Regions from separate parts of the Homo sapiens genome. Here region 1 is linked to region 2. Evidence: read pairs that join two places in POLR2A ChIA-PET (ENCODE). Cell type or tissue: MCF 10A. All regions are shown on one strand. Each heading gives the region's core, and the rest is flanking DNA. Links, peaks and the distances in the headings are about the cores only. Region 1 has its middle 260 kb from the start of CDH11. Region 2 has its middle 540 kb from the start of CDH11.

The links. ChIA-PET counts read pairs that join two places held together with the same protein. Peaks named below come from ENCODE experiments on the same cell type or tissue, not always from the same donor. Only the 100,000 strongest peaks of a DNase experiment are listed, where the experiment ranks them.
Region 1: POLR2A ChIA-PET joins it to region 2 with 5 read pairs; 2 of 35 experiments call an interaction of 5 or more read pairs at or near these places.

What each region holds. Positions count from the first base shown.
Region 1 is chr16:64,855,936-64,871,874 of GRCh38, forward strand. No RefSeq gene overlaps it. Among named protein-coding and RNA genes, the nearest start is that of CDH11, 260 kb to the right of the region's middle. In MCF 10A, for the core only: no CTCF peak of the experiment used is centred there; a DNase peak (open chromatin) is centred at 8,476.
Region 2 is chr16:64,569,516-64,585,454 of GRCh38, forward strand. No RefSeq gene overlaps it. Among named protein-coding and RNA genes, the nearest start is that of CDH11, 540 kb to the right of the region's middle. In MCF 10A, for the core only: no CTCF peak of the experiment used is centred there; no DNase peak of the experiment used is centred there.

The DNA of each region.
Region 1 (15,939 bases), core at 7,003-9,502, 290 kb after region 2:
TTTGAAACAAAGGTCACAATAGCATCCCATGTTCCCAAAAATCACTGAGGGAGCTTGCAAAATATGAAGATTCCAAGGCCCCCATAAGATATTTTGGGGCAATAAGAATGTAATGAGGTCCAGGGTTGTACATTACCTTGTTGCAAGATGTACTATTTGGGATGAGGATGAAGAATCCATTTAGCCAGGTCACAGGTAATAATTGTGTCTCACCGAAGAAAGTGATAAGCTAGTCATTCAGAGTCACAGGGAATGAAAACAGACAAAACTTGGAATAAAATGTCTTCACAATTATACACCTATTAGAATGGCTAAAATAGAAAACGCTGACAACATCAAATGGTGAAGGAATGTGGAGCAAAAGAAACTCTCTTTCACTGCCATTGGGAATGCAAAATATTACATCTACTTTGAAAGATAGTATAACAGTTTTTTTACAAAAGTAAACATACATTTACCATGTAATCAAGCAGTCATGTTTCTAGGTATTTACCCAAATGAGTTGCAAGCTAATAGCCATGCAAAAACCTGTGTAAAAATTTGTATAGTAGCTTTATTTCCAATTGTCAAAATAAAAAAGTAACCAAGATGTCCTACAGTAAGTGAACAAACTGTAGTATAGCCATAAAATGGAATATCACTCAATGATAATAAAAAATGAGCTATCAAGCTACCAAAAGACTTGGAGAAATATTAAATACTATTACTAACTAAAATCAATCTGAAAAGGCTACATGCTGTATAATTTCAACTACATGACATTTGAGAAAAGGCAGAACTTCGGAGACAGTAATAAGATCAGTGCCAGGGCCTTGGGGGTGGAGGAAGGAGGTATGAACAGGTGGAACACAGAGGATTTTTAGGGCAGTGAAATCTATGATACCATGGTGGTAGATACACATCATCCTGTATTTGTCAAAACCCATTGAATATACAACAAAAAGAGTGAACCCCAATGTAAACTACAGATTTAGTTAATAATATTATACAATAATATCGACTCAGCAATTGTAACCAATGCACTATGTCATGCAAGATGTTAATAATAGGGGAAACTGTTGGGGATGGAAGGGACTGAGATGGCATATGGGAATTGTCTGTACTTTCCACTTAATTTTTCTGTAACCCTACTATTGCTCTAAAAAATTAAAGTCTATACATTAGTAAAAATAAACATGAATTGGCTTGGCACAGTGGCTCATGCCTGTAATCCCAGCACTTTGGGAGGCCGAGGAGGGTGGATCACCTGAGGTCGGGAGTTTGAGACCAGCCTGACCAGCATGGAAAAACCCCATCTCTACTAAAAATACAAAATTAGCCGTGCGTGGGGGCACATGCCCGTAATCCCAGCTACTCAGAAGGCTGAGGCAGGAGAATTGCTTGAACCCAGGAGGTGGAGGTTGCGGTAAGCCAAGATTGTGCCATTGCACTCCAACCTGGGCAACAAGAGCAAAACTCTGTCTCAAAAATAATAATAATAATAATAACTAAGATTTTTTTATGAAGTCTCAGGCTTCCTTATAGCATTATCTTAGGCAAAGCCACCCTTCTCATGAAGAGATCCATCCCATGACTGCTGCTGGATTGTGTTGGAGTAGAAGAATGTCTCGAAAGATCTCAAATTGTCAGAGGTCTGAATTGCTTAACACAGTTATGCAAAAATCCCCATGAGTATGGTGACCTCACCAAGGACACTGAGCTTTCTCATTGGTAAGTGGACGTCTGATAAATGTCTCTCTCCAGTGTCCTCCCTCATGCCATGGAATTCCAATAGATCTGTCTGTCATAGAGCCTTTGGCAGCAAAGAAAGGCCATTGACCCAGGCCTGGTCAATCATGTCACTTCATTCCTTCCTTCTGTATGCAACAGAATTGATCTAGGGGCAGACATTGACCCAAGCAAGGCCAATCATAGCTCTTCTATAAGATTTAATACAGAAAGCTGAGAGAAGTGGGAGACAGGGAGAAAAAGGGGAGCAGGAATGAGGGAGAGGAGAAGAAGAGGGAGTTCTCTTCCTGAGATTAAAAAGCTGCAAGAATATTGAAAGCAAGGAGCTACCAACTCCATTTATATTTTTTTTCTACTCATACAGGCATTCTGAATAAACAAAGCTAATAAAAGAGGCAAAGGATGGAGGGGAATAAGAAAGGAAGAAGAGAGGTGTTGGGAACAAAAAAGAAATAAAATGGTTTTATCACACTGAATTTTAAAAATCACGTTAGCCCATAGAGCTCATTTTTGTCTGTTACTGTCTAGATGTGGGTTTCTGTCATCTGCAGTAATTCTAGCAATATAGTGGGTGGTACATATTCCCTGGGTGCATCATTACCCAAACTCTTCCCATGTCTGAGATATCTGCATGGACTGGTGTCTAATTTCATTCCAGCATTCTGCACTCAGAACAGTCACCAACTTCTGTTTCCAGCAAAGTGGAGGAAACCTGCTGAGAAGACAGGTTCAGGAGAAATTTTCAAATTTACAGGTTGAACAAACAAAAGAATGCTGTTACTGCATCAGAAGCAAATCACAGGGATGCTCAGAAAGTCAAAATAGAGAATTCAAATAAAACAATGTAATGAAATTATAGCCTGGCTTAGAAAAGAAGTTAGCCTAGCATTTGGCTGCATATTTTTAAAGGGGCTTTCAAGGGACAGATGTCACTAAATAAAGGGTAATGAGGTAAAGAAGATGCATGGAAGGCAAGCAAAACTAACACAGATCGAAGGCCTGACACTGTTTCCTTTCAAATATACTTTTAAGTTTTATTTTTAAGTTGCTCTGTTTATGGATGTTTTAATCCCTATTTTACATGTGATGGACTGGAGGCTGTGAAAATTTAAATAGCTTCCCTGGCCAATAAGAGTTTCCATCAATAAGATTTGATCTTATTTGTCTGAATTATAGCCAGTGCATTGTTTTTTTTTTTTTTTTTTAGATGGAGTCTCACTCTTGTTGCCCAGGCTGGAGTGCAATGGCATGACCTCTGCTCACCGCAGCCTCCGCCTCCCGGGTTCAAGTGATTCTCCTGCCTCAGCCTCCCGAGTAGCCGGGATTACAGGCATGTGCCACCATGCCCAGATAATTTTGTATTTTTAGTAGAGAAGGGGTTTCTCCATGTTGGTCAGGCTGGTCTCAAACTCCTGACCTCAGCTGATCCTGCTGCCTCGGCCTCCCAAAGTGGTGGGATTATAGGCGTGAGCCACCACACCCAGTCTGCATTCTATACTGTAAAACTGTGGGGTAGTAGGAGATAGTGGGCATCCATTTTCTCTATTAATGGCCTCAATCTCATGAGGTAGACAGAAAGTTCCTGGATATCTTATGTCTTGAACTGTTCCTACCCTTTCTCTCAGTTTGCATCTTCTTTTATAGCCCTGCCTGCAATCAGTAAACATTTCTAAAGATGTTTCCTATGTGTTCAATGTGAGGACACACAAGAAGAAGATACTGAGTGGTCCTCCCTTGAGAAAGGTACAGTGCATTGGAGAAGATGTGGTAAGCAAACAATTGCAGTACAAAATGGCATTTGAAAAAATGGAAGTACATTCAAAGAGCTAGGAAACACAGAGGTAAAAATGACATGCTCTTCCCAGGAATTTGGGATAAAACTTCACAAAACAAATTATAGTTGAGATGGCATGTGAAGGGTTTTGACAGATAGAAAAAAGAAAACCTTTTATGAATTTATAGTGTTAAAAGAATTTCTTTTCTTTCTTTTTTCTTTCTTTCTTTCTTTCTCTTTCTTTCTTTCCTTCCTTTTCTTTTTTTCTTTTTTTGTTAACCTCTCTGTGATGTGAAACTATTGTTTTGTTTGTCCAATATAATGACTGTCTGTTTCTCTCTCTTCTATTTTAATATTAAAATATCTTTAGAAAACCACCCCTCTTCTCTCATTCCATAAATTGTATTTGTGTTTGACCCCAGCCTAGTAAATCAGAGTAGGACATTGATTCATTTAGGGATTTATACATGCCCAAGTTTGACCAACTAAGAATCACACCTATCATTTTTGTATTCATTATTTGTCAGACAGTGAGGACTTTCTCAGGGCTTGCTATCTAGGAGGATATAAGTTTGTAAGGCCCATTGTTCCAATGTGCCAATATACAGGGAGGGTTCACCTAAGAATGAAGTCAATCAGAGAAAACACAAAAGAAAGTTTTGATGACTTTTTAAATATCTGAATCTATCTGTACCAGTAATACATCTATATTCCATAGGTAAACTCACAAATAAAATTCTAACTTGATAGATATGCCTCACTAATATGGTAAGTGCTACTTAAGTAACTTATTTGCATTTTATCTGGGACCTTCTAGAGAGACAGGTTCTCACTCTGTCACCCAGGCTGTAGTGCAGTGGTGCAAGCATGGTTCACTGTAACCTCCAACTCCCAGATTCAAGCAATCCTCCCACTTCAGCCTCCTTAGTAATTGGGACTACAGGCATGCACCACCATGCCCAGATAATTTTTGCATTTTTTGTAGAGAGAGGGTCTCGCCGTGTTTCCCGTGCTGGTCTCAAACTCCTGTGCTTAAGCAATCCGCCCATCTTAGCCTCACAAAATGCTGGGATTACAGGTGTGTGCCACTGAATCTGGCCTAGAGGTACTTCTTATGCATTTTAATGGTAAGATTCTTCAAAAGATAGTAGACATTCAAAAAGTATTGGTTGATCAAATCATCAACCATTTACTGTGGGCCTACTCTGTATGAAATACCCTTAGCCAGAAGCTATAGATAAATAATAGTGAACGCTTCAAGAGGCTCACAATCCAGGGCTGGAGACACACGTAAAGCAATCACTTGTAAGACCACGTAATAAGATAATGCAAAGTGCAGTCATGGTAAAAAGGAAAGAAAAATCATCTTTCTAGATAAGGAGAAAGAAAGATTCCTGGAGGAGAACACATCTCTGCAATAGAAGATGAAACAAGAGGTCAACCAGGTAGGCAAACAGGGTTAATATTTTCCAGAGACAGGATCACCATGTTCTTCAGCCAAGAGACTTAGAAAAAAAAAAAAAAGAAAAAGAAAAAAAGGCCCGGCTCTGTGACTCATGCCTGTAATCCCAGCATTTTGGGAGGCTGAGGCGGGCAGATCACTTGACAAGGTCAGGAGTTCGAGACCAGCCTGGCCAACATGGTGAAACCCCATCTCTACTAAAAAAATGTAAAAATTAGCCAAGCATGGTAATGCATACCTGTAATCCCAGCTACTCAGGAGGTTGAGGCTGGAGAATCACTTTAACCCGGGAGGCGGAGGTTGCAGTGAGCCAAGATCATGTCACTGCATTGCAGCCTGAGTGACAGAGTGAGATTCTGTCTCAAGAAAAAAAAAAAAAAAAAGAGCAAGTTTTTCTGTGCTAGAATAGCAAAATGTCAGCTGGCAAGGTTGGTTTGAAATGCATCTGAGAAGCATGTTGAAGTTAAACGAGAGGGATTTTTTTGTTTGTTTTGAAAAACTCTCACTCTGCCACCCAGGTCTGGAGTGCAGTGGTGGAATCTTGGCTCATTGCAACTTCTGCCTCCCAGGCTCAAGCAATTCTCATGCCTCAGCCTCCCGAGTAGCTGGGATTATAGTGTATGTCGCCATATTCAGCTAATTTTTGTATTTTTAGTTGAGACAGCATTTCGCCATGTAGGCCAGGCTGGTCTCAAACTCCTGACCTCAAGTTATCCACCTGCCTCAGCGTCCCAAAGTGCTGAGATTACAGGCATGAGCCACTGCACCTGGCCCTCAGTGATAGATAAATGTTTATGCTGTGCCGATCAATTTAACTCTGAGAAAAATAGGAAACCAAAAAAAGTTTTTCAAACAAGAACTGAAGTTCTCAGATTTGAATTTGGAAGAGGCATTTGACAGTAAGTAGAGAGGCTTGACAGTGACTGGAGCATAAATAGACTAGACATAGGATATAAACACGAATGTTACTATAACAGACCAAGAGAGAGATGACAAGACAGACATAGGGCACTTGTAATTAGGATGAGAAGAAGAAGGAGAAAGAGGCAAGGGAAGGAAGGAGGAGGTGAGAGAGATGACAGAAGGCTACGTGAAAATAGGGGAAGAAATAATTTTACTCTTTAATTCTCTCCACAAATGCAGCTCAACTTGCCAGAGTCAGGTGGCTCTGGGGGAACTTGAACTAGGTGCACCCAAGTGGCAGACATTTTGGTGTAGGGTTTCAGTGGCAGGCATTGTTTTTGAAGTACCTCATGGGAAGAATCACCTAAATCTTGGGGATGCCTTATCCACTTTAAAAGCAAGTCTTTCCTGAAAGTACTGACCAGCGATAGTTTTTAAGCTGAAATAACATACCCATAATCCATTTATGAGTTCAGACTCCACTGAGGTTTTCAAAAGGCTATTATCATTATCTTCACTCAACATGCATTTGTTATGGGCAAAAGGCTGGGCCAGACTGCCCTTCTAAGCACTTTGCAGGCATTAACCTCGTACAGTTCTCACAATAGCCTATGAGACGGCAGTATAACAGTATACATTTATCTCCATTTTATGAATGAGAAAATTCTGGCTTAGGAGAAGTTCACGTTCAGGTAGGTTTTTTGTTTGTTAGTTTTCATGTACTAAATTCACCTTGTATAGACACATTAGTAATTTTGAAGAAAAAAAGGTGCTGAATATGTTTCCACTTCTTTATAGAATATTTGGAACCAGATTATAAGGATTAAATAATATTCAGTCAAATTGATGGATCATCACTTATTTTGGGGGCATTTAAGTCACTTCCACATTTTTTCTGGTATTGTAAACTATGCTATTATAAATACCCTTATTATAAAAGGGTGGATATCTGGTTATCCCCTGCAATGAATTCCTAGATATAGTTATAGTACTATGAACATGTCTTAGTCATAACACCTTTTTCCAAATTTTGAGAAAAGTTCCTAAAAACAATGCGGCAACTCAGTGATATTGTGGACAATCATAATTTTAAAACAAGGTTTGGAGGAAAAGTTACTTGCTTAATGAAGAAAGAGCTGGTAATGCAGTCAGTTACATTTCATACTGATTCAATTGGCCTTTTCTCCTCCTCATCACCAAATCATAATGCTTCCTTAGAAGAGTGAATCCTATTTCAATAAACAGAATTGTCCAGGTCTATAAATCAATGAGAGCTAAACTCTATTTTTTCTTAAATTATGAACCCCTATTTATTTTAAATTATTTTGTGCATTAATACATCTTTAGGTAAGGTAAATCATTTTTAGCAAGAAAATCATACAGCAATGGAAACATTCGCAAAATCTTTTCTCCATAGCATGTTTCTTTCAAAAAGAAGTTATTTTTATTTCTTCATGAATTAATAACTATATACTTAGGATAAGGTTTATTATGGATGTAGGAAATGAAAATATGTCTTTAAAGTGGCTTTCTTCCATTATCATCTCAAGTTTTTTTTATAGTTAATTGGCATTTTTTTCTTCATTGCCAGGATTTTCAGTTTATTCTATAATTATTTGTTCTCAATTCACCTTAAATTCTTTTAATAAGCTTTTTATTTTTGAAATAATTTTAAGTTTATGAAAAAGTTTAAAAGATAGCGTAGACTGTTCCTGTATAGCCATCACCCAGTTCCCATTAATGTTAAATACTTATGTAACCATTTGTTGAAACTATGAAATTAACATCCATGCAATACTACTCACTAAACTATAAATTTTATTTGGATTTCACTAGTTTTTCCACCAATGCCCTTTTTCTGTTCCGGAATCCAATTCAGAGTACTACATTGCAATTAGTCCATTTTGGAGTTTATCTAATTCATTATAATTCAGCCTAGGTGGTTGTTACGTTAACTTGAATTGTGGCTGATGAAGGCTCATACTCAGAAAGAGCAGTTTCTTTTCTTGTCTACGGCTCCATTTTGCATGTCTTATTAGTATTACTTTCGATCCATATTCTCTTTCCATGTATTTATAAAATTCACTTCTTTTTAAATTAGTTAATTTAATCAAACTCACATTATATAATCCATAAATTCACTTAACTGAGCAGCTCTAAACATCAGGACTTCACAGCAAAAGCAGTAGAATGATTGTTAAACTAGTGAGCTAGGGAACTTTCGCCTTTTTCGAGGATGCATCAAAGATTGTTCAAGATCTGCAACTCACTTAAACATGGATAGACTAATGGTGCCAGTTTCAATTAATGACTAAACATCAGAAAAAAAACATATTTTTGGATAAATGGATGTAAATTCCATGTATATCCATGAATATAAATATAGGTTCCAGCATGTCCAGCCCATATCCCCGTAGATTTGCTTGTGTACCCACTGGAAGGAGCTTGACCCGCTAGAAGACTTCCCTATTCCTGCAAGGCTTTCATGATGTTGGAGGGAAGTAGTAGTGCACACTGGGGCTGGACTGTTGTGCTCTCACCCCATAGCTTTTCTTTCTAGTCCTCATCACTCAGGAATGTATCCTTATTAAACCAGGCTCAGAAGCTCAATGTGTCTACTCTGAGTCACTGAAAATGCTCCTGAAATATGACATCTTCAGTGTTAGGGAGAGCAGGACTCTGTTGTTTGGGATTTAAACTTTCAGCAGGATCACAGAGCGTCTGTTATTTCAAGTTGGACTTGATTATTTTTTTTTAAACTGCCAGACTTTCAGACCATACAATACCAGCTTTCTTCAAATGTAACTCTTCCATTCCTTTTATGGTGAAGTTTAATACTGTGAACATATGGAGGGTCTGAACGTCTGCCAAATGTTTTAAAAGACAAGGTTATAAATACCCCAGCAGCGAGCTTTGTTCCTTAATGTATGGCTCTGTTACTCTGAGTCAACGTGGAAGATAAATCAGAACATAGAGCTGGCTTGGGCATTAACTTGATATTTCTGGCAAGAATTCATATAGTATCTCATTTCAGAGAGCAAAAGAGAAGTGGTTGTCTGAGGTAACATTAAGACAGTAAAAAAAATTAGCTTTTATAAAAAGCAAAAAGCAGAATTATAGCTTAACTAAAACATCTTAAATCCAAATACTCAGTCCAATTTTCTTACCATCAAATTTAAGCTTAAAGAGTCATAATCATGTCTGTGGGGTTGGTGATTACAATCTCTGGTCCCTGTACTCTAGATTTGGAATAGATACCTCTCAATTTCCTTGGTAGTACATTTCTCTGTCCCACCCCAGCTTGGTTTTTCTCTATTTCCCAGTACCCTATTCTCAAATGTTCCTCCACCCAAAACTGGGCTTGTCCCTGTTTGACTCAGTTCAGGGCCCACTTCTATCATCTCTCTGACTCTGCTGTTTCTCTGTAAATAGGAATTTGCTGAACTGCCCTCCACTCCCCAGCTTTTGACACAGCTGGTCCCATTTGTCACTGGGCTGACAGCTGAAAGGAACCCTTTCCATTTCTGCAACACAAGATGCACCATGCCTAACACTACTTTGAAAGGCGGCCTCTTGGGTGCATAAATTGCAGCATGGTATAAGAAAAGCCCTTTGCATGAACTTTCCAGGTCACTCGGATAATGTTCAATAATTCATGTCTTTCTCATAGTAAGTGCACTTAGTATCCCAAATGGTTTAATGTAGCTTCCAAAGAGTCCAGGAACTGCCTGGACTTAGCTCATTTTTGTAGCAGGATATGATTAAGGACAGAGAGATAAAAGAGGAATCAAGAGAACTTCACTAAGACTATTTTTTCCATTTCCTGAATGAGAATATTTTTTGTTTTTAGTAATCCATGTAAGCTTCAGCTTCTCTATATCTAAAATGGGAATACTAACAAATCTGACTTGCTTAGAATATTGATATGGGGCCCAAATGATATTAATGTAATGCGTAAGAAAGCATGCAAGACCCTGAAAAATGCCCTTACTATTTGTATTAATGAGCTGGGTTTTGCTGGCAGAACAAAAACCCTCCGATCTCAATGGTTTGCAACCAGAATATTGTCTCTCATTCATGCTACACGTTGTGGTTGCATGCCACTCTGCACCAAATGTCTTCTTCTTCATTCCAGAGTCAAGGCTAACCCTCTACCTGGGATATTATTACCTGATAGTAGAGAGAAAAAGCAATAGTAGAACCTCATGATGGTTCTTGAACCTTCTGCCCAAATGTGGTGCATGTCACTTCTGCTTAGATTTAATAGCCAAAACAATTCATGTTACCAAACCTGACCTCAATTAAAAGTGTACACCCAACAGGACGGAGCCCTATGGAAGAGCCCTATGGAGAGGGACTAGTAGAGAGGACCAGTGAATATCTTCAGCAAGTAATGCAAACATAAATCTCCCTGGAATTTGACCCAGCCAAGTCTCTGGGAGATGTTTCCTGGTTACTAGCTGTATTATTTAAAAACCACAAGAATAAAAACTCTTTAAAATTGTTTCTTTCCTTCCTTATATGAAGTTCTTAAATAGCTGTCATGAAATAGCCTAGAAGGAAGGGATTCATTTGCAATAAAATCGATAGGGACAGAATGGAGGATGAAGAATTTTTTGGGGGGGCGGGGGGGGCAGAAATTAGAGTAAAAGGCAATGAAGAGGGAAAAGGTGAAAAAGAAAGACTAAAACATCATTAATGAGAATTCTGTGACTAGGATTAGTAAAGAAGATGCTGTATTTGATAACACAAGTGTTAATGGCGCATTCTTAGTGAAAACCAGGGTTCACACACTCCATGTGTCAATCACTGTGACATCTTGGATTAGACTCTGGGTCTCAATGAGCCTTGGTTACTTGATTATAAACAAAAATAATTCATGTAAGTGCATCTCATTAGTTTCAGTGAGCTAAAGGACATAAAAGGATAAATCACAAAATGATGACGAAATAACAATTAAAGCAATGTTCTTTTAGGGGGTTGTCTATTTGTTACGTTTTTCTCATGTGAACAGTAATCACGGTAGATTGACCCAAGACCAATCAAACAATCTATGCCCCATCTACCTGGCCATGAACTGCTAAGTAATTTGTCTACTAATTTACTCTACAGTCTCCTACATAAATGACCTAAGAAATTCAGAGTACAGTGAAGATAACAAAAGTATTTGCTAAAGTCATTATCCTACAGCCATATTCATCATTATACACATTTAATTGTGAACAATTTTGAGTAGTACACTATAGTCCTCAATCCTTCCATCTGTAGAGTTGATGAGGCAAGGAAAACTCATAGAAATTTGGTTGCACAACCGGAGGTGGTGGCTCACACCTGTAGGAGGCAGAGGCAGGCAGATCAATGAGGTCAGGAATACAAGACCACCCTGGCCAACATGGCAAAACCCCGCCTCTACTAAAAAATACAAAAATTAGCTGAGTATGGTGGCGGGTGCCTGTAATCCCAGCTATCCAGGAGGCTGAGACAGGAGAATCGCTTGAACCCGAGCGGCCGAGGTTGCAGTGAGCCAAGATCGTGCCACTGCACTCCAGCCTGGACGACAGGGTGAGATTCCACCTCAAAAAAAAAAAGAAAAGAAAAGAAAAAAGAAAAAGAAAAAGAAAATTGGTCGCACAAAGTCCTGAGAACCCATCTCTAGAACACACTCCCCTCTCAGTCAGCCTGAGGACTCTTTCAGGACTGATTTTTGTTCTTTCTGCCTAGAACACTTCTCCCCCGTTGGTTAGCACGACTGGCTCCCTCATAGCCTTCAGTTCTCTATTTAGACGTTACCTTAAATGATGACTTTTGTGAAAATGTTACAGAAAACAATCATCCTGCAGCATGTTTGATTACAGATATAAGATTGCATATATATAAGATTGTGGGTGTATACATATATAAGATTATATACATGTGTATATAGTGTATACACACACACACACACACAAATGTAAACTCCATGAGAATACAGACTTTTTTTGTTGTTCACTGATCTATTTCTTAATAACTAGAATAGCATCTGCCTCAAAGTAGGCACATACAAATATACTTTGAATGAAGCCAACTGTGGTTTCTTTCAAAATTTTTCAGGTTTGTATGGTTCAACTTTTGCTTAAACAATGCCATGGGGGCAGGATGTGGGGGCTCATGTCTGGAATTTCTGCACTTTGGGAGGCCAAGGAAGGCAGATCACGAGGTCAGGAGATTGAGACCATCCTGGCCAACATGGTGAAACTCCATCGGTACTAAAAACACAAAAAATTAGCCAGCTGTGGTGGCGGGCACCTGTAGTCCCAGCTACTCGGGAGGCTGAGGCAGGAGAATTGCCTGAATCCAGGAGGCAGAGGCTGCAGTGAGCCAAGATCATGGCACTGCACTCCAGCCTGGGTGACAGAGCAAGATGCTGTCTCAGAAAAAAAAAAAAAAAAAGCAATGCCATGTAACAAATATCCCCCTAAAAATCTAAGTGACTTATCATGACAAGCATTTACTAATAAATCTGCAGGTAGTTTGTGCTTGGGTGCCAGTCTTCTCCCTGTGTTTCTAATTCCAATACTTAGGCTGCAAAAACAGAATGTGTTTAGTGTGCACTCTTCCCGTGGAAGAAGGCAGATATGAAAGAAGCAAGTCAAAACACAGACACACACAGACACACACAGACACACACACACACAGACGCACACACACACACACACACATTTAAAAATCTCCTCCTCGATGTGGCATATGTTATGCTCAATCACATTCCATTGGCCAAAGCAGATCATATGTCCGAGTCCAACTCTTTTAAGGTAAGAAATGTATGTCTGCCATGGAGAAGGGAAGGAAATAGGCAAATCCTCTTGACTGGGAAGTAGCTGCTGTAAGTCAGAGAGTTTCAAGAACTGAACCCAACACTTGGGTTTTTCTTACGCAAATGAATCCTAATTTTGACAATGTTATCTCTTCATAGCTGAGTGTCTATCACTCAGCAAGTCACTTCACCATTTTTTAATTCTGTGTTTTCATCTATAACATGGTAATGATAGTAGTGAGAATCAATGCATGGGGTGAAGAAATATAATTCAACTCAGTTGCTTAGTACCTGGCACTTATTTTAGCATTTTTTGATAAATCATAATGATGTAGAATCTTAACACTTTTGTCAGTTAAAACCTTTGAAGCCTATATGCATTGAGATTCTTGGATATGACCAACAGAAAGCAAAGTCAAGCCTAAGCAAGAAAGCTAGTTTATTGACTCCTATAACTGGGAAGATTGTAGGTGTATATGCACTCAGCAGATGCAAAGATATCATCCTCATCCTCTTCTCATTCTTTTTTGCCACCCTCTCTCCCCTCTCACATCTTTTCTTCCCTTTTGTTGTTCTCTGTGTCCCTACTTTTAGTTACCTAACAGACTGATTCTTTTCTGCTTCATGTATAGCATCTTCCTATAGCTGGAAAGATGGTTGTTGCCAGCAACAAACCCATATCCTCAAATTTATGACATAGGAGGAAAAAAACAACAACCTTGTATTCCCATATCTGTTCCTAATTTCATGGAAAAACTGCTTGAGTCAGGTATTCACCATTTGTACCCATCTCTGTCAACAGACAAATCATGCAAGACAATGTGCATGCAAGAAAAAGCATACAAGAGTCTCTGAAGAACCACACAGAGTGGGCAGGTGTAGCTCTCAATGGACCAGGACAGACACAAACAGATATTTTCTGAAAGTACTTAGATATATAGTGGTCATAACAACACTGTACTCATTATGCCAATAGGAATTTTTACTAGTGGAGCAATAACTGTCCACCTCTCCTACACTAAACAGTTAATATAAGCCTCCACTCCAAATCCCTAGATATCTCAGGTTTGCATTCCATCACCACAAAGTCAGAAGAAGCCTGATATACATGACCGCTACAGAGGATCCGTTCTTAAGACTAATAGAATATTACTTTGGTCTTTTTCTTTCCCTGTGCTCTGACCACCACGGGAACTGCAGAAACTTAACGATTATAATTTTTTATACACATTAAAAAATTAAAAGCAAAGTAAGCGAGGTTACAGTGCAAGTGTTATGGTGAGGAAGTTATTTTTTAAATGCATCAGTGACTCCTACCCAGTGGGACCTTAATAAATGTTTAATAATGACTATATTTGTTTACTTTCTATAATTGCTTCTGCCATTAAAATGCACTTCTGCTTTCTGGAGGAAAATGACAAGCGATGCCTTGTTGTGAGCATGTAAAGAAGGTTAAGATATGGAAACGGTATGCCACTAAGATGGGTGCAAGGGACATTATTCTGGCCAGAATAAAATAGCTCAGAGATTTTTACTTCTAAATTCCTGGTTTAATCACACATACTTTGTATATGTAGGGATTTCAGGATTTAGGGCCATTTTATTCACGTTGTTCCCAGTTCTGTGGTTTTTTGATAATCAGTAAACAGATCAATTCACCAAGCATTTTCAAAGTGCCTGAGTGAACAAATAAAAATGTCAGATGATGTAGATACTGCAGAGATAAAAATAGTGAGAGTTCCTGATTTGTTGGGAGGGAAAGATTTTTGCAAAATTAAATATAAAGCAGGTTATAAAATGTTTTGATGTGAGTGATTTGCATATGTGTGTATTGGTTTTATAAAGGCTCCCATTCATACAATATACAGAAACCATATTTTTGTAGACTCACGAACAAACATTCATTCAGGTTACTTAATGTCCTATTCCATATTTAATTACTTGCTGAGAACAACAAATTCCAATGCAATGTGTTAAATAATCTATTAAATTCCTCATCTAAAAATATCCAACGTTCTATTGTACTTCTGTGCTAACGTGCACAAACAAGTAACCAGCTTCTTTTTTTTTTTCTTGTTCTTATTTTTTTAACAGCCATGTAACTGACATTCTGAAAAATAACAAGTACTAGAAATTCTAAATGGTCAGAGAGACAAGGAAAAATGAAGAGATCTTTCACACCTTATCAAGTATTAGCTACTACTGCCTATACTTTTTTTTCACTAATCATAGATGTGTGATGTACTATTCTGTTTTATTTATATCATTGCACTCCCCGGAGTAACACACATGTGGTATATATTATTCTCCAGTGTTTCTGGTAATTAAACTTTCTCAGATACTAGAATGTGGAAGACCTGAAACCAGAGCTGGTCTTCCAATCCCTGCATCCCATGTGTTTGAAGTGTTTGAAAAACCCTAAATTGTTCTATATATCTGATCACACCAGCTGTGCATGGAGATATCTGAGGCAAGAATGACAGACAGCAGCTGGCATCAGGAGCCTTATCATGTCATAATGTGAGCATAGGGTAAACAATTGAAGATTTAAGCATTGATGTGGTTCGGTGTGTGTCTTAGAAATATCACCCTGATGTTTAGACCGTGGGCACCATGGCTTAGACAGAGAGGAGGAAGAATAGGAAGGTCAGTAAGGAGGCATTTTTCAAAATCACGGACAAGAATATAGATGGAGAAGGCAGAAGATTAAAAAGTATGAAGGAGGTAAACACTATTGGACTTATTAAACAGCTGAGTACGGGACTTAGGATTCAGGCATAATGGAAAAACAATCATATCAATATACCTTGTTGGTAACAATACCTGTAAGCTCTCCTGCATCATTTTCTTGTCCTATCCCTTGTCAGGAATTCTTAAAGGTAGTTTTATCTGTGAGAAAGCATATTTATGCAGAAATAAGGACAAGCCACTAAAACCAGTGTAGGTGAGAAGCCAGGCTGCCATCATTCTCCTTATTAGCAAAATATGGGACATGCTCATAGGTTTTTAAAATAGGTAGGGAAGTTCCTGCCTTCTTGTTCAAAAAATATTTTATTTTTGGCCTGAATAGATCTGCTAATTCATATTTGGGGGTGTGGAAATTACCTGTATATTATACTTGTAGTAAAAAAACAAAGAACACACCAAAAAAACCTTAATTTTCAGTACTAGTAATGATCTTTATAGCTAAATTTTATGTGGCAGAACTGTTGTGTTACTTTACATAGATTAACCTATTTAATCCTTGCAACACTTCTTGGAGGTAAGTACTATTACTAG
Region 2 (15,939 bases), core at 6,154-8,653:
TTTTGTTGATGCTTGTAGCTTAATACCACCTAAAATGACTGATTTTAATCTACTGGTGTGATGTCAGCCAGCACACAAAATTCCCAAAAGTTTAACAGTTCGCTCTCATGAGCTCATACAAGCCAGCTCCAGCACATGATTGACCCAGTGAGAACAAATCAGACAGGGTGATTCTCTTTGGAATGAACAGCCTGATAGTGAAAAAAATAAGAACATTTCTGAATAAGGAGGTAAGAAAATACCAGGTAGTAATAATTTATACAAGGTAGAAGGCATTGGAATGGTGACGATGAGAAGACATTCTCAGAACTGAAGACACTGAAAATTAATTTGGAAAAAGTGAACTTTTCTTGTTCTGAAAATAAATTATTGTAGTGTACTTCCAGAAAGCAATAATAGCTACTTGAGAGGTCCTATGACCCACTATAGTGTTCACAAAAAAAAAAAAAAGAAAGAAAAGACAAGACAGCCCCATCTGGTTGGATGAGGATTTCGCCCTTTTGCTCCAAGGGTACTTAATAGTTTCATTCTGGCTCTGTAGTTACTGATGTGTTTCTTCTTCTCTACTTCATAGTTCGTAAGTTCCTTGAAGGCATAGCTTAGTTGTGATTCAAGTGAGTTTACTCTTTTTCCTGATAGAACATTTGACAGACATCTCCTGGATAATGAAATGCAGATTTTTTCACATTTAGTACACGTATCACTAGGACTTGAGACTGTTTTTGGTGGTATCTAAACAGACATTGTTTTAAACAAAATTGTATCAGTGAAACTTTTGTCTTTTTTTCCTTTTAATTTGCCACTAACTAGCCCACAAAAAATCTTAATATGCTTGTAATAGTAACTTTTTAACCATTTTGATATTCCCTTATTTTATATAATACGAAGGAAGAATAAATTTTAGGCTCACATCTCTAAACAAGTAATCTAACTTGAGTTTAACAATAATGTTTTGCTTTTGTGGAATTTATGGTTTTATAGTTATGTTTCTGCTTAAGTCAATTTTGACCTTGCATACTAATTATAATGCTGACTTAATTTGATTTTAATGAAATATAAATACACTTATGAACCCATATAAAGAAAAAAATAAGTAAAAGATAGTTTACATCAATGTACAAAAATCATGAAGTTGGTGGGTGAATAAGTCAGGTTCAGAAAACTCTACAGATGACTAGATCATTTCTTCACAGGGTATTGGGTGCAACGCAAGTATACAATTTGAAAACGTCTTTGGTATTCACTTGTGAAGAGATCCATGCATTGGCTGCTACATTCAAGCTCTTTAATTTACACAAAAAGAAGACATGCTAAATAATTGAAGCGATTTGACCAAAGTAGCATGAGGAATTGAGTTCCAGCAGCATCATTCAAAATAGCAAGTCTGGCTTCCAGATCCAGAGCTCTTCTCTTCCCAACACATTGAGTTTACCTTCAAAAATGCCTTCTCCTTTTTCCTTTACTTCCCTTTATCCTAAAAATTGACTTAGCCAAACTAAGTTACTCTGGATCAGCAAATTATGTTTTGAACTGAACTGGAGAAAATTGGTTTGATGAAATGCCCATTGTAATTTATTTTCTATTTGTTGATGGAGAGAATTGTTAACCATTGTTGAGTATTGATTTCCGATAGCTGTTCACCCTGGAACCCATTACCTAGAGTTGGCTGTGTGAGAAGCAGCTGAATGGCAAGTCAGAGTATGTTTTTAGAAGTGGCTGGTCTTGTGGTTCAAACTGGATCCCATATTTTATATGGCTCTGTGCTTTCTTTGATGACTGTACATTGTCAATCATGTGATCCCTCTTTTTCCTGAGATTTAGCTATTCTTGTGCATGACAACTTATCAAAAGGGGAGCACACAAGGCTCTAAAGGTGAAATGTTTACTCCACATAGCCTATATTTTAGTCATACCATCACAAATACACTGTCCAAATGGGGTGGAAATCTGCCCATCTGATTCAGAGAAAGAGAGACAGAGAGAAAGAGAGAGACTTAAGATTGTTAATTCTCTTGTCCTTCATAATAAACTCAGTGGACAAAATCTCAGCTCAGAGCTCAGAGCTTTAATTTCAGTCCTTCTACACCTCAAATTTCAGATGCTGCCTATTTATTTTCCTGCCATTGTGCTTCAGTCTTTTTCACATCTACAGTGGATAGAGTAATACTTTCTATAAGTAATATATTGGAGATTTTAAGTTGCAAAATTGTATGGCAAATATGCAAATAACTTAAACCTGAAAAAATCACAAAGTAGACAATTTTTAGCTAAATGTCACCATAAGGAACCAACATTTCAACCAGAAGTAGACATAATAAAATAATTCTATAGCCAGATTGTACTTTCTCTTAGTACCTTAACACTATGTACTACTGGTAATGGCAGTGATGGTAGCAGAAGTAGAATTAGCAGTACTATAGATGAATGAACACAGCATCTAACATTTGTTTGTCATTACCATCAGTTATTATTAAGTATTACTAATTGATAATCCTGGCCCTGCCACATAGTAGCAGAGTCACTTTGTGTAATTTACATAATCTCTTTAAGCCTTAATTATTCATCTATAAAATGGGCATAATAATAGTACTGGCTGCATGAATGTGACTTGAGTATTGCATTAGTTAATAAATATATAAATAGAACAGTTCCGTCACATAGGAAGTTTCCAATAAATGGTAGCTTACCAATTAATAGGCTGAAGCAATATCTCTACTAATGAATTTTTGATGCATATTATTTTATTTCCTTATCTAACTGTTAAAAATCATAGTGACTATGTTAAAACAAAAACAAAAAAACCTTGGATTTAAACTCAAATGTGTCTGAGTGCAAGGCCTGAGGGCTAAATCTTGAGCTCTTCTGGTTTATGGGCTGCAAGTTATTCTCCTTGGCTCTAAGTCTATAAGACCAAGGAAGAATGATTGAAAGCAAGAGTGATGGTGCTCCACTGAACTTTATATGTGACATAATTAGTGATCTTGGGACACCTTATTTGAAAGCTGTGGGCCAATATTATAAGGAAAGACATATCTATGTTGACTACTCTGTAATTGAATGCTTCTAAAGTTGACCCATCGTTAATTTAAAGATCTGCTTGACAAAAAGAGAGCTCTGAGACAAGTCATACCATTTACAATAAGCATCATGCCAGAGGGCATAGTTCTGCATGAATTCCCTCAATGATTGGTCTGTAGTCCTCATTGTGCTTCCCATCCTCTTGCCGTATTAGGTCTTATTTTTATAGTTCTATAGTATGCTGTATTCTCCCATGGGTGCTAAAAAAACATGATTTCTATTGTTGGCATTGTAAGCTATAATCGTGTAATTGGAAACAGCTGTGCACACAAGAAATATAATTCAAAGCAGTTTAATTAATACGTCTTCATTGACAAATTCCACTCATAATACTGATAATATTGTATGATTCTATAATCAAAAAAGGGAGTTTCTGAATCCCGGCCATTTCCACATTATTTGGTCAAATTTTACTTTTATGAAGAAAACTGAAAAATATATATTGAGTATAATTTTATCTGATCTTCCAACTCTTTTCCTGACTTCTCGTTGCAATTCCCTTCTCTCCTCAAAACCAGAGGCTAACAAAATTATGCTTCAAAATTTGTCTTCATGGTGCAGTGGATGTTGTTGCATGCCCACCCATCCCCATTTCAAATCTGAGGTGCTCATTCCCCCATCTTCTGTATTGGTGCCACTCCTAAAATTGAGCTCAGCTGAAGACAATTGCCTTATCCAAGGCCATGGCCCCTTTTGATGGGCAGCCTGTACCCAATGACTGGTCAATTGTAAGGAAGTATAAAGGCTGTCTTTGCTTGTCTTCATGTGGTCCCACTCGGAAGGGTCATGCCAGTAGTGGGAAAGGCTGCAACCCTTGTTGCAACTGTATCACAGATCAATTCTCCCTCTTGCCAATCCAGCTTCCTTCACTCCCCTCTTGGCTCACTGCAAGCTCCCCTGCCCGGGTTCATGCCATTCCCCGGCCTCAGCCTCCAAGTAGCTGGGACTACAGGTGCCCTCCACTACGCCCAGCTAATTTTTTGTGTGTATTTTTGGTAAAGATGGGATTTCACCATGTTAGCCAGGACAGTCTCGATCTCCTGACCTTGTGATCCGCCCACCTCGGCCTCCCAAAGTGCTGGGATTACAGGCTTGAGCCACTGCTCCCGGCCACAGCATTTGTTTTTTGAGGAACTCAACCCAAGATAGGTTTTAGACTAATTTTTACTTTATATTATTGTCCTTGCCTTAGCTTTTTGACGCCTTTCTGTTTCTTTGCATCTCTGATGCTGACCCATTCTCTATTTACTGTTTGCTTTTTGACTCTACCTTTTAAAATCTGCCTTTGGTTCTCATGATTTCTTGTGGACTCAACATAGTAAATATTGTTTACAAAGGTCTTATTCTAAATCCAACCTATAAGTTTGTATCAAACCTGGACAGTGATTTACTTTAATGAATCAACTTCTTTCTACTAACATTTAAAACATACACATACATACATCATATCACACCCACTCCCACACAGTATATACACACCACAACATACATACATACACACACACACACACACACACACACATACACACACAGTGTCCTATGTGGTTGAGTATTGCAGCATGATTTATTAAAAAGAAATCTTGTCTGGAAATTTGAATAAATTAATTTTAGAAGATGGCATTTTAATTTTTAGAAAATAAATGACAAAACACATTATTTTTTATTAGGTGCATACTATATTCTAGATAACTGTCTCATACATATTAATTAATTTACTCTTTATCCCTAGCCCCTCAAATATATATCATTATTTTTTCCTATTTTACACATAAAAATATTGAGAAAGCTATCTTAAGTTGCCATATTTCACCAGAAGAAAAAGGCTATTCAGTATATTTTGACCTGTTTTTTTTAATGAGATGATTTAAACATGGTAGCAACAGATTTTTGTAAGTCATTTGTCTCAAAATGCTGTTAAACTATTTTAAATTCTATAAAAAAACATGATTAGCATACACTTTGCTGTAAAAAGTTCACATTATTGAAAACATATGCTTCTGAATGAACATTTGTCAAGTAAGCCTTTATGTTTTCGATCTTTTACAATGCAAAATATTTTTAATGGATGACAGTATATCTGCATCATAAACTTTGTCATTAGCTAATACTACAGTTCAAATTCAATTATAATTTCCAATCAACTATCTGAAGTTAAAATGCTTATTCAAATACCAGGGAGATTACTATTCTGCAATCCTTGACAACAGTAGTACTCCAATTTAATACTCTCACTTAAAGGAAAATTTATTTTGTTTAAACAATAACATAGAATTTTTGTATATCTGACTTTTTTATTTTAATGCAAACAGTTACATTAATTGTTACATCCCAAGTCTTAATACAGTACTATGAACATATTGGCTTTAGGTTGGATTTATACAGAAGTTGAGAAAATTTAATAAAAAATTTGTTATGTTTTAAGAGTCAGGGAAAAAGAAACATTAATGGAAATCAGAATTTCTCTTGTCAATATTCTAACCTTAGCAGTTTTCTTTTCATTTCAAGAAAATTCTATTCACCCCCAGAGATAACATTTTCTTCTGTAGTACCATAAGTGGCACTGATTTGGATAGTATGATCGACATTTCATCTATTCCCTGACAAGAGTGGCAGAGTCACATCTCAAGTGCCTTTTGATGGTGACAAAATTAGCTAATATCATTGCATTCTGTTTTACTTCAATGCTTTTAAAGATGTTTCCAATCTACACTTTGATGATGCATAGCCAAGGCAGTCACACACTGAATTTCTAGGTGAGGCTCTGATTTCACATATGCTTGCTTTTTGTTCTGGTATTCGTGAGACCACCGGTTTCAGTATTTGATGGAGTCAACTCCAGCAGTTATGCACACTTTATACCTAACTGAAATTCTGAAATGGAATTAGAAAGGAAATAAAGTGAAGGAAAAGGGTTTTTTTTAGAAATAAAAATGAGAAATTAACTAAGAATTAAAGTTATTGATGTTCTTATGGGGTGATCCAATGGTAAAAAAAATTATGGTCATGGGCTTGTAGATGAAATAATCCAGCCCTCATCATTATTAGAGGTAGGGAGTAATTTAGAAGGCTCAGGTATATTTCATAATTCCAAAGGTGTATATACTAAACAGCATGTGATAAAGCCTGAGTTCCACAGACTAAAGTGTGTGAAGATGTCCTTACCCAAAGTCATTAAGGAGCTGTAAGATGAATATGATGCTGTTGCCCAACCATGGACATATAGGCTAAGGGGAGTGTTGAATCAGAATACAAGTGGTACTTCTAATATCAAATAGATAAAACTACACTATTATGCATAGTGCCTGAAACAAATATTTTCCATGATTTAAGATAAATTTGAATGGAGTTATCTCTAGATAGTATTTCTACCTTTGTAACATGTATTAGTCTTGAGAACATCAAACTTAACAATCGAGACCAGATGGGTCAAAGGTAGATACTTACAGAGCCATTCACATTTTTTCTATCCTACATATTGTAGTATGTTATGGGTTGAATTGTGCCTTTTCAATACTTATTTCATGAAATCCTAACCTCTAGTACTTTAGAAAGTTACTTTATTTGGAAATAGGAAGTTTACAGAAGTAACAACATTTAAATGAGGTCATTAGGATGTACTCTAATCCAACATGACTGTTATCCTTATAAAAATGAGACATTTGAAAACAGAGACACAAATATAGGTACAAAAAGATGACCGTGTGAGCCTGAAGGTGGCCATCTACCAGTTAAGGATAGAGGCCTGGAACAGATCCTTCCTTTGCAGCCCTCTGAAGGAGCCAGCCCTGCTCAAACCTACATTTCAGACATTTTAGCCCCCAGACCTGTGAGATACTTGTTCAATCTATACAGTTCGCGTTCTTGTGGCATGGCAGCCCTAGCAAACTAATACACATGTTGGTACCAAAAAGTACAGTGCTGCTGCAACAAATACATAAATGTGCAGAAGTGACTTTAGGGCAGGATAATTGACAGAGGTTGAAAGAGTTTTGGCATATCACACATAAAAAGCCTAGGCTGACTTCAATAAACTATTGATAGAAATATGGATATTAAAGGGATGGTGATGAGGGCTCAGAAATAATGAAGTCAGAGCAGCTGAGCTCCATTAACGTGAGGAGCCAGGAAAACACGCAGGAACTAATTAGCCTTGCCCTGTTACTTTTCAGAACCACGCTCCCAATTCTTCAGTACGGGACATTACAGGGCAAGGTCCAACACAGTGTTTCCTCTCCCAGCTACCTCATGGGTGGAGTGGGGGATGGGAAGTGAAGGGGAGTAGTTCTTTGAGGGGTAATTTATAATGGCAGTTTCTTAGTGCTTAAAGCTCTTTATCATAAAGGGCATCTCTTACAAACCCATTAAGTACTTGGGACTTTCTTGATCCAGTATTTTTTGGTTTTCCTTATAAATATTACCTCGCGAAACAGATGAAACTCCTTAAGGAAAATGAATGCATACTCAAAAACAAGACATTTAGAACAATAACCATTTTAAAAGCAAATAAACATTCTGAATTAAATATTTCGTCAATATAAAAATAGTAGAGCGTATGGATAAAAATATTCAACTATGTTAAATTAAAAATTTTAGATGTTAGTAATATGAGGCAAGGACAGAAAAACATTAAAAGATAAATCTTACATGTAAAAATGTAATATCATAGATCAAAATATTAAAAACATATGTTGAATTGAGGGAATATCTTCTGAGAAATGTCTCAGAAAAAGGCGAGGCCAAAATATGTGTTAATTTTTCTTTTTTTGAGATGGAGTCTAGCTCTGTCACCCAAGCTGGAGTACAGTGGTGAGATCTCAGCTCACTGCGACCTCTGCCTACAGGGTTCAAGTGATTCTCCTATCTCAGCCTCCCAAGTAGCTGAAATTATAGGCATGTGCCACCAGGCATGGCTATTTTTTTTTTTTTTTTTTTGTATTTTTAGTAGAGACAGGGTTTCACCATATTGGCTAGGCTGACCTTAAACTCCTGACCTCAAGTGATACACCTGTCTCAGCCTCCTAAAGTGCTGGGATGACAGGCATAAGCCACTGAGCCCAGCCAAAATGTATTAATTTGAGAGAATATCTTCCGCAAAATCTCTCCAAAAGAAAATGTGAAGAATATATTAAAAGAAAACTTAGAGCTACAGAAACAGAAATATAAACTTTCTCATCCAAAGAATGTGATTCACAGAAAAAAAAGCATGGAGGAAAATTAAAATGAAGAAAAAGAAACATTTAAATAAATAATTGAATTACATTTTTAGAGTACTAATACTTAAGAAATAAAAGGCAACTCCGATTGAAATGTCTTGTCAAAAACCAAGGAAGTGATAAGGAAAATGCCCACACGTAGACATACTTCAGCGTGAAATTCAAGAATATTAAAAAAAATTATGCACATGTTAAAATTTTTTATAGAGAAAAATATCACATGCAAAACAGTAAGATTAAGGCTAAAATAATTTATAACAATATTGAACACAATAAATCAACAGATAATTATTTTCAACAAATTAAAGGAAAAGAAGGAATGTGTTAAGCCACATGGTCTTGCAATTGAAGTCATGTTAAAAATATTTACAGCCAGATAAAGCCTCAGAAGTCTTGTCACATGAAGACTGTGTATTAGTTCATTCTTGCACTGCTATAAAGAAATACCTAAGACTGGGTAATTTATAAAGAAAAAAAGTTTTAATTGGCTGATAGTTCTGCAGGCTGTTATAGGAAGTATAGCTGAGGAGGCCTCAGGGAACTTTCAATCATGATGGAAGGCCAAGGGGAAGCGACACATCTTACATGGCTAGAGAAAAAGGAAAAAAGAGTTGGGGGGAGGTGCTACACACTTTTACAAACCCGACCTCATAACTCACTATCAGGAAAACAGCACCAAAGGGGATATCCACACCTGTGATCAATCACCTCCCACCAAGCCCCTCTCCCAATACTGGGGATTACAATTTGACATGAGATTAGGGCAGAGAGACCCAAATTCAAATATCAGATTGCAACTGTCAAAAATATTTTATAAAATACTAAATTAAGATAACACAGAAATTTAAAAAATGCTGCCAGAGATATATGAACTGAAGATGCTCAAATAACTGAATAAAGTTTATAAACCAACACACATGGGGGAAACTGTATCTTTAATAAATAGACTAGAAAATAAATTAGTAATTTTTTTTGTAGGAAGAGTCAGATGATAAATATTTAAGTTTTAACAAGCATATAGACTATATACAACTTTTATTCATCTATTAAAATAAACAGTTTTTAAAAACAACTATAGTGTCTTTGTTGAAACTACTCAACCTCTGCCACAGTAACAAGAAAGTAATCATAGACAATTTTTAAATAAATTATCATAGCTATTTTGATAAGCCTTTACAAAAACTTACAGCAGTCCAGGGTTGACACAGGCTATTGGTTTCCTAATTTCTGGTCTCAAAGATGTCATCACAATGAGAGTTGAGAATGTGAGTATAACATGAAATCTTACATTGTTATAAAATTATTTTCTTATTAGTAGAGAGTGTGAATATCCATTTACATGTGATAAAATTAAGTAAGAAAAAATTTTACATATTGAAGTAATAAGTTTGTTTCAAATTATTAATAATTGAATATAAATGGACTAAGGAATGTACAATGAGTATAAATGGACTAAACTCAGAAGTTAAAAGAGAAAGATATTAGGAAAAAATATTGATATACAATATATATTAAATAAATAAATAAGAAAAACAGGGAAATCATAGCAAAGAATACTTGTAACTTTATTAATATCATATAAAATGAACTTCAGACAAATGTACAATATGTAAATATCATAATGTAACAAATATTCTGAACAATGCAATCAATAAGTTTAATAATATGAACATAGTAGTGCTTTCAATTTCTCAAGTTCTCATGTTTCCTTGAAATATTAACCAAAAAAAAAATGGTAACTTTCCCCCCAATTATCTATCACTGGATATTAAATCACTCAACTTCAAAGGTTAAAAGAACAATACTTTTATTATTATTATCTCTCATGATGCTATAGTTGGTACCTAGGGCTGGAACCATATAAAGGCTTACTCTTTAGCATTTGTGGCACTTGCATTGGGAAAATTCAACAACTGTAAGCCGGAACAATAATGACTCTATAAGCATCTCTATCTCCATGTAATCTTGCCATGTTGTATTTCTATCATGGAGGCTCAGAATAGCTGGACTCCTTTCCTGATAGCTCAAGTTCCAAAGGTTTGTGTCCACAGAGACAAACAGAGGCAGTCAGAAGTTGTATTGATGATTATGACGTAATCTTGAAAGTCACAAAGACTATGCCCTTTATGTTCTATTCTCCAAGGTAGTCACAAAGGCCTGCCAAGGTACACTTACAAGTGAAGTGTCAAAGAATTTATAAGCATGTTTTAAAAGCACTATAATGTTCTAGGTCACAAAATTTTAGTACATTTCATTGAATGGATAAACAAACTGATCTTGGAGCATGAATAATTAATATTTGAATAATTCATATATTCACAATATTAACATATTAGAAAAAATAACAATAATTTATTTTCAAATGATATAGAGAAAAAGTGCCTGATAAAATTAATTTATTATTAGTAGGGGAGGAGTGGCAGACAAAGCAAACCGCTTGGTAAAGGAAGAATTGAGCTTCCTTAATCTGATAAAGAAATAAAAAAAGAAATATGAAGATTAAGTGTAATCTCAAACAAAAAAGTATTAGGAATATTGCCTATAAAATTGGAAATGAGTCAGGGTGCCAGTATAATACTTGTATTTACCATTTATCAGTAGTTAAAGTAAAAAAAACTAGATGTTTGAGGTTGGGAAAAAAAACATGAAACTTTTAGTACAGGGGTTATTAAGAAATTATTTTTAGGCAGCCAGAAAGGGTGAAAGTACTCTGTGGAAATTTCCTTTAATAAAAAGCAGCCCCCAAACCATTTCTTCTCTAACAAAAAGCAGCCTGAAGTGTCAGGTATAGATATGCAGACTAGAAGCTTTTATATGTGAATGGCAGTAGCTGTACCTGGAAGCCAGGTACCATCAATGTGGCATCTCCCGCCTTCTTTTCCTTGTCACCACGTGTACAGGTGTCATGACACCCTCCAGGTAAAACCACATGTACTGGCATCATGGCAACCAGCCAGGTTGAAGCCATATTTGCATAATAAAAGACAAGGGTTCGAGAGCCAGTCTTTTCACGGGCTATGTAAATGGCGCACCTGGTCAAACCAATCTCCTGGGCCCTATGTAAATCAATTACCTCCTCCTCAAGCCTCTGTACAAAACCGATTGCATTCTGCTGCAAACCGGAGACCCTCTTTTGGGCAACCCACTGTCTCAGCATGAGGAAGCTTTTTCTGTATATATTCTTCTTTCTTTTTTTAAACTTTCTGCTCCTAAACCCACTCTTCATGTATGTCCGTGTCCTGAATTCTTTCTCAACTGAGACCAAGAACCACGATATCTACCCCAGACAACAACAGCCATTTCACTATAATTATTTACAGAAGATATGATTATTTATGTAGGGACTACAAGAGATATTCAGAGTAATTGTAAAAAGTAATAGGAAACGTGGATAGGGTAGGTGGGCATCATATTAACATACTGAAAGTGGTTGAATTTCTATCAAAGAGCCAGAAATGATTACAAAATACAACTATAAGACAGAATTTATGACAGTACCAGGGGGTATCAAATGGAAAATAAATATAGCAAAAAGGTATAATACCTCTATAGATGAATGTATAACATTGTATTAGGAGATGTTTCAAAAGACCTGAATAATTGAGAAAATAATACTATGTACATGGACAGGAAGTTTATAGCATAAAGGTCTCTATTTTACAGAATTAATCCCACAAATTCAGTGACATTTCAATTAAAATACAATATGGCTTTATGATGTTACTTGACTCTGAAGTGTAAATGGAGAAGTAAAATTACAATAATAGCAAGATGTTTCTAAAGAGGGTAAGGGATTGATCAGCATCAAGTAAATCTTTGCTACACCTTGGTAAGAATTTGGAGTACTGTATTTTGTAATTATTTTGCAATGAGTATGCATTTTGGGCTCACTTTGGGGTTGCAAGGAGTTATCTGATCTTTCTAGTTATTTTGTAAATGAGGCAAGAATAGAGAGAAAGTAACCAAAGACTCCAGCAATTACAGAGGCAATGGTGAGAACTGGTCAAATCTGACATAAAATTTTCAAGTGGGTTTACTGATGTTTTGGATATGAGATGTGAATAAAACAGAGGAAACAATCATATATTGTCAGTTTGGGTCCTGAGCAACTGGGTGAGTAATGATGTCATTTTTTGAAACAGAGAATGTTGGGAGAGGGCTGGAATTTGGAAAAGGATGAACCCTTCTCTTTGGCCATATTGAGATTTCTAGTAGATAAGAAACAAGAAACCAGGCAATTAGATATATGAACCTGGAACTTAGGGGAGAAGTAGGGGATAGGGTTTACATTTGAGAGTCACCGGGGTCCTGTTTATCAACCAGCTGTGCTAGTGCTGTACAGGCAGAAGGTGAGGTTCTAGCTCCTCTCTCTAGAACTGACCACCACCCCATCAAGTGCATGTATCTGTCAGGGCTTGCCTCTAGAGAACCCGAGAGAATAAAAAGGTATTAAATATCCAGATTATTAAAAATACAACCCTTTAGCCTAACAAACAACATTGTCTAATTTCTAGTGGGTTTGAATTAGAATTCTGCCATGAGGAAATGTCCATCCATAAAGTTTTGATATTTTGTTCTTTTGGTTACTTCCAAAACTTCCCTTAAAAATTGAGTCCTTATCCAACTTTATCTCTTTTGAAGAATGATGATCCGAAAAGCACAGGTTCGTTCTCAATTTAATTTACAATTTTGTTAGACTTAACACAGTTTTAAGTGGGATGATTTGTGCTCTCAATTAGCTGTGTCTAAAATATTCTTCTGCCACCAAAATGATTCCTAGAATATTTACGTTTAATATACTTTTTAATAGGTTCCAAATCACAGAATAGTAAATGTGTAAACTTCTTGGAAAATAAATAACATCACTAAAATGGAATATGTATACACTTTAATTGCATTATCTAATTTCTTTTAAATATGTTTTGGAAGAGAATGATGTTTAACCTAAAATTATACAGTGGTGCCTGCATCCCTGTATATAACAGGTTGTGTCTCAAATTTATCTTAAGAATATAGAAAAGCTGTTTAAAAAACAAACAAACAACAACAACTACAACAAAAACCTGTGAGGATTCTTTATAGTGCATAGTAATCCTGATACAGATATTTTTTAAATCTATATTTCTCACAGATTTTCTGCAGTTATGTTTACAAAGTATCACTAGTTCTATGCCCTTGGATAGATTTCATTTCTCAGCAGATCAGATTTCCACATACATAAATTTGGAAATGACAGTGTCTGCTTTTTTCAATTCTGTGTTAGTCATATAGGAGGGCTTGAGAATGGTGAGAAGAGCTGGGCGTGTTGGCTCATGCCTGTAATTCCAGCACTTTGGGAAGCCTAGGTGGGTGGATTGCTTGAGTCCAGGAGTTCGAGAGCAGCCTGGGCAAAGTGGCGAAACCCTGTCTCTACAAAAAAAAAAAAAAAAAAAAAAAAAAAATTAGCGAGGTGTGGTGGTGAATGCCTGTGGTCCCAACTCTTTAGGAGGCTGAGGTGGGAGAAATCACCTGAGCCCGGGAGGCAGAGGCTGCAGTGAGTCGCTATCTCACCACTGCATTCCATCCTGGGTGACAGTGTGAGACCCTATCTCACACACACACACACACACACACACACACACACACACACACACAAAGGAAGAGAGAGAGTGGTGAGAAGAGAAACTAGAAACTTATTCTCCCCAATACACACAGTGTTTAATATTGCATTAAGAGTATTTCTTAATAAATAATTCAGAAATTTATAGAAAGTGGGAGGCCTCCTAGCATAGGGATCACATCCAGCATACCTAATGTTGGCTTCCTTGATTCCTAATTGCTGAACAAGAGGGCTCCCAATGACCCTGATAATGGGACATCTTTGTAGTTCATCTTCAATTTCTGTTTTAGCCACAGTCTTTTCTTCACTTGGAACTTTCATCATCACCCAGGAAGCAATTATACAGGAACTTACTCCTCCTGCCTATTAAAACACATTCAGCAGTAGCTAAGCTATGTTTTGTGGAAAGAAGAGCAAGTCACTGTGCAGGTACCCTGGGATGTAGTGCTGCTTTAATACCATTGGTGAGCCAGAAAACTTTAGGCCATGAGGAGTTTGTTTGAAGTGTTTTAGTCCTTAAACAATAAACTTCAGGGAATTTGGCTCAAAGGTTTGAATAAATGCATGTTATGCAGAGTGAATAGTGAGGTACACAAAGGTCAATGTGAAGTGAGACTGTTGAGTCAATTTCCTCATGCTTATAATTATTGCTGGAAATTATTGTTGGGGTTGATAATAATTTGCAACTGACGTTAAGTTCAGTTATTTCTTCCATCTCCAGGTGAATATTCAGGTTTGTTCTTCATGGCACATGTATTTACGACTGGTGAAAAGTACCATTAAAGGTCAATAGATGTATTTGTATCAGTAAGGTAATTCCTGCCTAAGCTTCACATTTACTGTGAACAGGTAAATGGCTGAATAAATAAATGGCTGATTTTAATGCAAATGTAAATGAGTTTACATATATAACTAATTAATATTTTAATTAAACTAAAGGTTTTCCACAGTTTAGCAGTCACAGCTTCAATAAATGAAATCACTTAATTGGTGCGTGTCTATTTTTCTTTTAAATCTGCTTATGAGGACTTTAAAAAATATAAAGTGAAAAGAGATAATCATTTTATTGATTAAGGAGTAGGAAGTGTTTAGGAATTTCACTATATATTCTAAAGGGAGATGCTGGCATTAATGAATTCATTAGTTGTGCATATTTAATTACTCTTATACATCTTATTCAGATTCTAAAATTATTTTTCTGGTTATGATATAAGAAGTGTTTAAGGATTTCAGGATATATCTTAAGAAGTGGCATTGGCATAAATAGAAGCAATATTTTTTAAAATCTTTATTGTTGTTCTAAAATGATGCTAATCTAATGTAAAGTTATGAACAGAAAAAATAGAAAGCAGAAATAAAAACACTACAACTGAATTCCCCAGGGAGAACTCTACATGAATTAGTGCATCGTCCAAAGGTCTTCATTTGTGTCTGTGTCAGTCTGTTTTTTCCTGTCAGTCTGTCTTTTCCTGTCAGTCTGTCAGTATCTGACACTCTGCTGCCTTCCCCTCTTCTGTATCTCACTTTGCATGTCTTATCTACCTAACTGCCTGACCCTGTGTCTTTCTTTCTTGCTTTCGTTCTCTGCCCCTTTCTCTTTCTCCTTTAAATGTATGTTTATGTGTGCAAGTAAAGTTACAATTATATATATTTTAGCAACTTTCATTTTTTATTTAACGATATTGCATAGACCTATGTAAAATATTACTGAAAGTATTTCCACCTTTATCCATGGGAGATTTAAACAGCTGTAGTGGATGTCTGAAACCTCGAACCTTATATATACGGTGCTTCTTCATATATATACATAAGATGTTAAAGTTTAATTTATAAATTACACGTGGGAAGAGATCAATAACAATAATGATAAAATATAACAATTATAACAATATACTGTAGTCAAAATTACGTGAATGTGGCCTCTCGCTCTCTTTCAAAATATCTTATTGTACTGGACTCACCTATTTTTAGACCTCAGTTGACTCCAAGTAACTTAAATTGTGGAAAGCAAAATTGCAGATAAGAGGGGACCACTGTGTATGTAAATTA